Linked DNA regions of Mus musculus: region 2 is linked to region 1. Evidence: chromatin contacts called from ENCODE Hi-C data. All regions are on one chromosome and are shown on one strand. Each heading gives the region's core, a stretch centred on a gene start or an enhancer-like site at or near the end of the contact. The rest is flanking DNA. Distances are from core to core; before and after follow the strand shown. Region 1 overlaps Car2 (carbonic anhydrase 2). Region 2 holds the start of Ythdf3 (YTH N6-methyladenosine RNA binding protein 3).

Region 1 (4,049 bases), core at 862-3,361:
TTACAATCTTTACTGTTGATTAGACTATGCGTACTCTTGCATTGACAGCAGGGACGAATCCTAGCACTATAGTCATGCAAGCAAATCTGAGAGGGGTGGCTCCTGTTCCATTTCTTCTAACCACTTACAAATCAAGGTGTACAACAGTCTTAGTGTAACCGGGTTAGGGACTACATAAATTTAAACTGACACTTTTTAGGAGTAAGTTTCACGACTCAAGAGTGTTTAGGAAACTCTGGTCACTGTCCTAGGTATTAATAATTTTTCTGAAATTACTAACTACGTGCATGGAAACGCTTCATTGGTTGCTTAGGATCACTTGTGGCCGGTAAATTTAGAGCTCCAAAATTAAGTCCCTAGAAAGTTCAACAGAACCCAGGTACAAAGCCTCATTATGTTATCCAGACAATGGTTGGCTTCAAAGGCCAACAGGGGAGTCACTCAACCTCTTTCTTTCTTCTTGAAGTAGCATAAACAAATAAATACTGTTTCTGTTTTTAAAAGGAGAGCTCACTGAGTTGAACAAGATGTGGGTGCTGACTCAAGAATTCTGACATTGCTCTCATTATTCATCCCTAACTTTGCGATAAAGCAGAGAGTTTTAAACTTATCAGCAAGAGTTAATAAGTTAGGAATGGTTAACGCTTTGACTCCTTTTGTGCCAGAAAAAGCCGGCAAGAAAACATTTCAAGCAGGGAAGGTTATTTCTTAACAATACTTTTTAAAAGAACATTATTAGCAATTTTTCATTAATTTAAGATTATTGGCTTTAAAGGAATGTTGACAACTTTAGTGCGAGCTTCAGTCTAAGACATTAATTCCATGCTTTAAAAGAATTACCTCCAAGTAAGTAAACACAACAGCAAACCCAGCTAGCTCAGTTTCTGACACCAGGTACTTAAGTCTGGGTATAAGATAACATTCAGAACACACTGCAAGGCCTGATTTCAAGATAAATTCTAGAAGGCTGAGATCCCAGTGCTGGGGAGTGGGGGAGGGGAGAGGGGGTGTAAATGACTGATGCACTTAAATACAGAAAATAAAAAATTTAAAAGACTCTAAAAATGATGCTAAAGCAAACGAACAAAAATAACTTAATAAAGCATTGCTGAAATGTTAACTTTTGAAAAAATATATCAAGTAACAAAAATAAATTACTTTTAGGCTTTAAATGTAAAGAAAAATTATATTGGCTTTTAAAGACATGGTACATACAACTAAAGACTGATAATAGTTATCATCTGAAGATCTTTCATTATAGTCTCTATGTAAACAGCTGCTAGTTAGAAAGTAGTGCCGCAAAGAACAAGCCTCGGCAAGTGATTCTTTTCTTCCTTCTTCCTGCCTTGCTTCCTTGTTTCTTCCTCTTTATCCCTTCCTTCCTCCCTTCTTTCCCTCCTTCCTTCCTTCCTTCCCTCCTTCTTTTCTTCATGTTGTGGGCTGACTATAGTATCACTTTCCTTTGTTAAACTTTTGAGAATCTAAAAATCTTTTAAAAAGAAAATCTATGTAGCATATTTCCATGTGACATATTGCTATTTAACATTTTCTGTAAGTGGGTTTTCCTTTTATATCAATATTTTAATGCATTCTAGATTTTTGTTTAACCAAAGTAACTGAAAGAGATAGGAGATACTAGCCAAATTATAAAGGAGTCTTTCATGGGCAAAGGAGAACTCTAATCTTTGCTGACCCTTGTTTTTCCTAGACTGTGTTGCTATCTAGGGCACACAGACACACATCCTGTGCTCTCTTTAATCCCCTGGGGGTTCCTAAAGCCCTTTGCTGGAGTCTCTTCCAAAACACCCAAACCCTTTATTTCTCTGAATGAACCTTCTGGAAAGCCTTTACTGAAGTATCATGTCAGTTACTAAGCCGCCTCCATGCTTCCACAGTTCCTAGGACCACATCATTTTTATAAGCACCAACGTGACAGCCTTTCCTTCTCACAGATGTTGATAGACACCCAACTGAGGACATTGTCTGTGAATCTCTAGCTAAGAGACTTTCCAGGATTTCCCACCAGGGAAGGGAGTTTAAGTCAAAAGAAGTATTGGCAAGCACACATCCTGCTCCCCACCCCCTTCCTGCTTGGAAATTCAAGGGCTTAGCTGCAGGCTCCTGCTATGGAACCATCTCCTTTACTCTAGTCTCCAAAAGCGCCGGACCCTGACCTGTGCCAGCTGAGCTGGCTTCCTCTCTTCAACCCCCCTGGCCCATGTTGTCTGTCTCCTGTGCTAGAGCCTCAGATTCTCCTTCAGAGAACTCTTACCCCAATCCTTTCTATGATCTTTTGGATCTCAACTCAAGAGTCCACACTTCCTTGAACAGTTTCTTTGTTTGTATCAAAGTTACAGTCAGAGCCTATATTTGTATGTTCTTCTCTTTTAGATATTTTCAATACATGGTGGATTCTGAGGACAACGGAAAGGTTCACCTGCCCCCATGACCCTTAGTTTATGAAGTGTGAACTGATCTTAGTGATGAGGGCAGACAGGAGAGAGAAAGACAATTAAGCAGACAGGGAGGGGGCCATGGCTAGGTAGCAAAGGTGCCAATTTCCAGGATAACCCACTTCTTTGGCACCCTCATCACTTGAGACAAAAACCTGGCAGCTTAAAACAAAGGATCTGTAAGATTTCAGCCTCCCACTAGCAGGCCCCTGCTGATAGACAGGCTCAACAAGTTCTGAAGCCTACTCTGGCCACACACAGTTCTGGACCAATCAACCATCCTAGCTTCCTCCAAACTGACCAACCCTGAATGACTTGTCAGGTTCGAAAACCCCTGCACTGGAGAAGAGATTTTTTTTTTTTCTTTTTCGAGACAGGGTTTCTCTGTGTAGCCCTGGCTGTCCTGGAACTCATTCTGTAGACCAGGCTGGCCTTGAACTCAGAAATCTGCCTGCCTCTGCCACCCTAGTGCTGGGATTACTAAAAACCCACCTTTCTTCAGCTGTTAATTCTGACTGAGGTATTTGAGATTTCTCTGCTGCTTTTGAAACATAATGGCCCGCCTGATTGTAATACTTTAATTATACATTATATAGCATGCTATTATTCAGCATGGTCATTAGCTCCAACTCTGACAGCAATAGTAGCTGTTTCCTCTGTCTTTGTCCTTTCCCTCTAAAATACCCCTTCCTCCAATCCACTAGCAAACAATGTGTTTACAGGCCCATTTCATTCAGCGACCTTCAAAGGAAAATATTCAGGAAAATAGGACACTGGCAATTAAGTCAACCAGCAGGCCGTAAAGGCAGCCACTGTGTCTAAATGGGACTGGGTCTCCATTTTCTAAATAAAGAAGAAAGCATTCACCAGCATCCTGTCAGCAGGCCCTATTACAAATAAATTATGGTAATTGGATTTTTTTTTTTTCAGTAACTGCCTAAGCATATCCAAACAACTCTGAAAAATCTTCACTGTGGAATAAATTTTTGAACGAGATACTTATATCTTTATATACTCACCCTATGTCAACACTGACAAATACAAACAATATTTACCAAGAGCTTCAACCTTTTAAATATTCAGATTATGATCACTTTCTGCGCTACTGACTTGAAGGCAGTACACATTAGGTCATACCTACTGAGGATAGCTCTCATCTAGGAGGACAAATGTGTTAAAGGGAATCTTAAAAGTTTAAAATTTCGTGAATTCCCTGGTTTCTGTATTGCTAAAGACCTGACTTGCTTTCTGTGACATCCCACAGGCACCTTGCCTGATGCCCTACATATCTGACAGTCCCTGAGGACACTTCACAGTAATTAGCCTACTTCTAGGACCTATGAAAGAAATCAGAGTGACATCTCAGCTTTCGGACACAAATTGTGGTGGCAGGGACCTCCTGCCGGTGTCCCTGTATTTTCCATTAAGACCGAAAATAACTATTGGCTAAAAAGCCCGATGGATGTTTTCCTAAACACTGACCTGCATTGTCCTGAGAGTCATCAAACTCAACGTTAAAGGAGTGGCCGTTGTTGACAATGCTCTTGGACGCAGCTTTATCATAAGATATGAGCAGAGGCTGTAGGGCAGGGTCAT
Region 2 (3,991 bases), core at 1,316-3,815, 1.3 Mb before region 1:
GTATAATGTACTAAGCAGACTTAGTTAATCAGTAGCTATATGTGGTATAGGAACCCAGGACTATAAGAAATCCCAGTCTAATCTTCATCTTAGGATAAAATTAAAGTTATAAAAAAGAGTCAAAGAAAATCTGCGGGATTAAAGAACTTTCAAAAACACAATATGTATGTGTATCTAAATATTAAATCAGAAGTGATACTAACAATTAAAAATTCTCACATAAAAAATGTAATCAGAGGGTGATGAAGTCTGTGGCTAGGCAGCTTCTGTCTATTTGGTGATAAGTCTATCAGCAGAGCGGTCACTAGGCGACACCAAAATGAAGTGGTTGTTCTCAAGTAACCAAAACTGTGGTAATACAGAACTAGCTTATAATACCCATCTGCATGATCTATTTTGTTTTATCCAAAAGACCTTCACAGAAATCACTTACCTTAAAACAGGTAACATAAAACACAGCACTTCAAATAGCCTTGCAAAGTGCCATGGCTCTAGAATAAAATAGTTTATACTAGGCAATAATGACCAGAAATTTCAGTATGGTCAGATTAGTCAAAAAAGGAAAAGGAAAAAAGTCCTTTTAAACTTACAAATGTTTAATAACTAATTTTAAACTAACCTCTAATTCTGAAGTTTACAATTGTAACTAAAATAAACTGGAATTCTATGAATTAAAAATTCCTAGATGTTCATATGCTGAAATAAAACATTAATTAAAATAGTTTGTTAACTAACACACTACAATGTATCTGGCATATATAAACTCTTATATAAAATGTAGTGTGGCATGAAGAAAGTTATTCTGGACAGAGCACTATTATTTCTAATTAACCAGCCTTGGCACATAAAATCCCAGGAAAACCATTGAAAGCATCAATAGAAACAATAAATCTTCACCTAAAGGGCTATTACAGATCTTATTTTTTAAGTAGTACTTAGTTACTGGGGAACGGGGAAGAAAAAAAAAAGCAGGAAGTGTAATTGTATTTAGTGTCACTTCCGGCACTACAAAACGTTACAAATATATAGCTCATTGTAATGTTCTTTAATTGGCACCACCCCAAGAAAGGAGTTATTGTTCTACACTAATATCACATGTTAAGCCATGTTTCAATCAGCTGACTACTTTGTTCCACACGCATAAATACAAACTACATTTGTGTTTTAACTGCCTTACTTTTAGTGGTAGTTTTTAAATAGCAAATCATATAACACTAGCAATAACTGCACAAATAATTTCCTTCTCGGGCTTTTGTAAGAAACCAGATCGAGACACGCCTTCCAATCAGAGCGCTGCTGTAAGATTACATACTTGTTAGGAGTTCTATAGTGGTGTTGTCTCCTTGCAAGCAACTTCACTGATTCTATTCAGTGATTGGGGCATGATTTTCACCCAATGTGGCATAGAACGCCATGTGATTTGCCAAGTTTAAATGTAATCCCGAAATTTCAAACAGAATGCTGTTCACTTTAAAAACTTATCCAACTATACACAAATGTAGAAAAAAGTATGACCTAAGTTATGTAACAAACATAAATGGTAAACTGAAGAAATAACATTACGTTCATTGAAATACAACCAAGACAGCTGTTTCTTCTTAGTACTTCGGTTTCTACAAACCCAGGAGCTAAGTAAATGTTGTCTGTTAGCTGCGTTGGATGTTTTTCTATCCTTTATATTTAGAAAGAAGTGCAAAAACAAGAAAGAAACCGCTTACAGTTTTTTTTAAAAAAAAATCACATCAAGGGAACACCTAAGGGGAAAACAAACAAACAAACTCACCTTTATTTCCTTGCCCTTTAGGTCTCTGAAGCAAGACGACAGAGGTGGTAAAGAGGGGGAGGGGGAAGAAAAGTGCGTTAAACAGAGCCACTGCAAACAAGTTCTTCAGAACAATCCGCGTAGGTGTGAACCCCACCAGATCCTCCGCAACCTCTCCGCCCGGCCGCCTCCCGCCGCCTCTCCGCCTCGCCTCCGGCACCCGCCAGCTCCGGGCCCCGCGGCGGCCGCCGGGACCTCCGGGCCTGTGGTCACGGGCGCCGGCCGCAGACTCAGCCGCCCGCGCTCAGGCCGGCCTGGGCAGCAGCCCCGACAACCGGGACCCGCGGCGCCGTTACGGAGCTAGCGGCGGCTAGAGGAGCCGCGCCGCACGCGAGGGTGGAGCTCTGCAGCTCCGGCCTTCGCCGAGCCGGGGCCCTGCTCCCTCACCTGATCCACGCTAGTGGCTGACATTCTTCACCGTAACCCGAGAGGAACCGCCGCCGCCGCCGCCGCTGCCTGGGCCTCGCCGAGAGCACTCACAGCAGTCGACTACCGCCCTCGCGAAGCTCTGCTCCGGCCTCCGCCGCCGCCGCTCTCGCAGGCTCCAGGGAGAGGGCTCACGCTCGGGAGTCGCGGAAGGGGCCCGAGCTCGCCGCCTGCACACTGCTCGTCCCCGCTCGTCCTCCGATCCTCGGGCCCACAATGGCGGACAGGCGCCTCAGCCCCACTTCCGCTCCGGGCCGTCCTGACCTTCCGCTATCCAGTCTGACGTCCACGCACACCTCGCAGTTCCTCCCCCACTCCCGCCACGGCCTCGGGCTCCGCCCCCGCCGTGCACGTCATCGGAGAGGGGAGGGGGGCAGAGACCCGGAGGCGCAGCTGTACTTTAGACGCATGCGCGGTACCGTGAGCGTTGGGCTCGGGCGTTGTTAGCCTGGAGGCTACAGAAGCGGTCCAGCAGCGCCTGTCCGCTCAGCCACCACCGGGCGTGCGTGCGTGCGTGCGGGGTGCGGGAGCACGCTCTCAATGAATGCTTTCTAACTCTCTACTGGGATGGGGTTGGTTTTTATTGAATAAAATAGCCTTCGGAAAGAGAAACAGTTGCAAGACTGCTGCCCCTCCCGAAAAAAAGAAAATGTTAAAATGTCCCTAGAAACTGGTAATGTTACTTTCTTACCTGTTGGCAAAAACAAAGAAAGTCAGTCCAATTATAATTTTGGCATTTTTATTGAATTTCCTTCCCAAGTAAGATTTCTTTACAGGTGTGGTGTAGTGTGCATTCCTAACTAGCCAAATCCTTTTAAAACCTCCCAGTTTAAGTGCTAACCTATGAAGCAGGAAATTAGGAAAATCACAGTTTTCTATATGTAGTACCACAATATTTTAGAATCACTGTGTCAAGATTGCTTCTCATGCAAATCCTCAAAAGGCAATTTTAGGTGTGGTCAACCCAAATCCCTTTCTCTTGTGTTCCTTCTGTTCGGACCCTGAGCTGCAAATCAGTCCATTTCCCAAGGTCCCCCTTATTCTACATTGCTCTACCTAGCTCCCACTCCCAAAAACATTTTTGGTTTTCAAGGAGTTTGTCGGAAGAGGAATTGAGGCTGGAAAGTTGAAAGTGCATAGCGAAAACTAATAGAAAAGGCTTGCAGGCCTTGACTTTACTCCTATCTGAGAAGCATGGCTTTGGAATTCCACGAATCTCAGTTTGAATTCTTACCTAGCAATGATTAGTTTATAACCTTGGAGAAGTCTCTTAACCTAAACCTTGGCGTCATGAGTAAACTAAGGCCTGACATACATAATCAGCCACTTCTTGTTTCTTCACTGAGTGAGTCCCCGCATCAAAACTGTAACTCAGTGAGTACTCCTGAAATGTCAGGCAATATAATTGATTAAATAGTCACAGTATCTTGTGTGATAACTGCTGCTACAAAAATTGAAGGCTGGGTGAGGGAGCACATACCTTTAAACTCAGCACTTGAGGGTGGATCTCTGTGAGTTTGAGGCTAGCCTGATCTATATGAGTTCCAGGACAGCCAAGGCTACGTTTCAAAAATTAAAAATTTTTTAAAACCTCATTCTGTAGCCGAGGCTGTCCTCGAACTCAGAAATCAGCCTGCCTCAGCCTCCGAGTGCTGGGATTAAAGGTATGCGCCACCACTGCCTGGCTCCAAAGTAAGTTTAAGAAATAGTCCAAGGCCAGCAAAATGGCTGGGCAGATAAGGG

The links. A loop is a pair of places that touch in the nucleus more often than their neighbours do.
Region 2: a map of Patski shows a loop between it and region 1 (3-fold over the local background). The contact joins the promoter of Ythdf3 here to the enhancer-like site in region 1. A Hi-C loop is called at or near these places in 1 of 37 maps with a recorded cell type or tissue (Patski).

The regions. Positions count from the first base shown.
Region 1 is chr3:14,887,918-14,891,966 of GRCm38, reverse strand. It overlaps Car2 (carbonic anhydrase 2), which reads right to left. Exons shown (of 7, transcript NM_009801.5): 2 at 3,936-4,049. Among named protein-coding and RNA genes, the nearest start is that of Car2, 3.7 kb to the right of the region's middle. Within about 2 kb of position 2,111, at least 1 of the 3 ENCODE cell types and tissues checked has a DNase peak (open chromatin) inside an H3K27ac peak, as active enhancers do.
Region 2 is chr3:16,181,739-16,185,729 of GRCm38, reverse strand. It overlaps Ythdf3 (YTH N6-methyladenosine RNA binding protein 3), which reads right to left and starts at 2,565. Exons shown (of 5, transcript NM_001145919.2): 1 at 2,210-2,565; 2 at 1,784-1,808. The coding sequence starts at 2,233.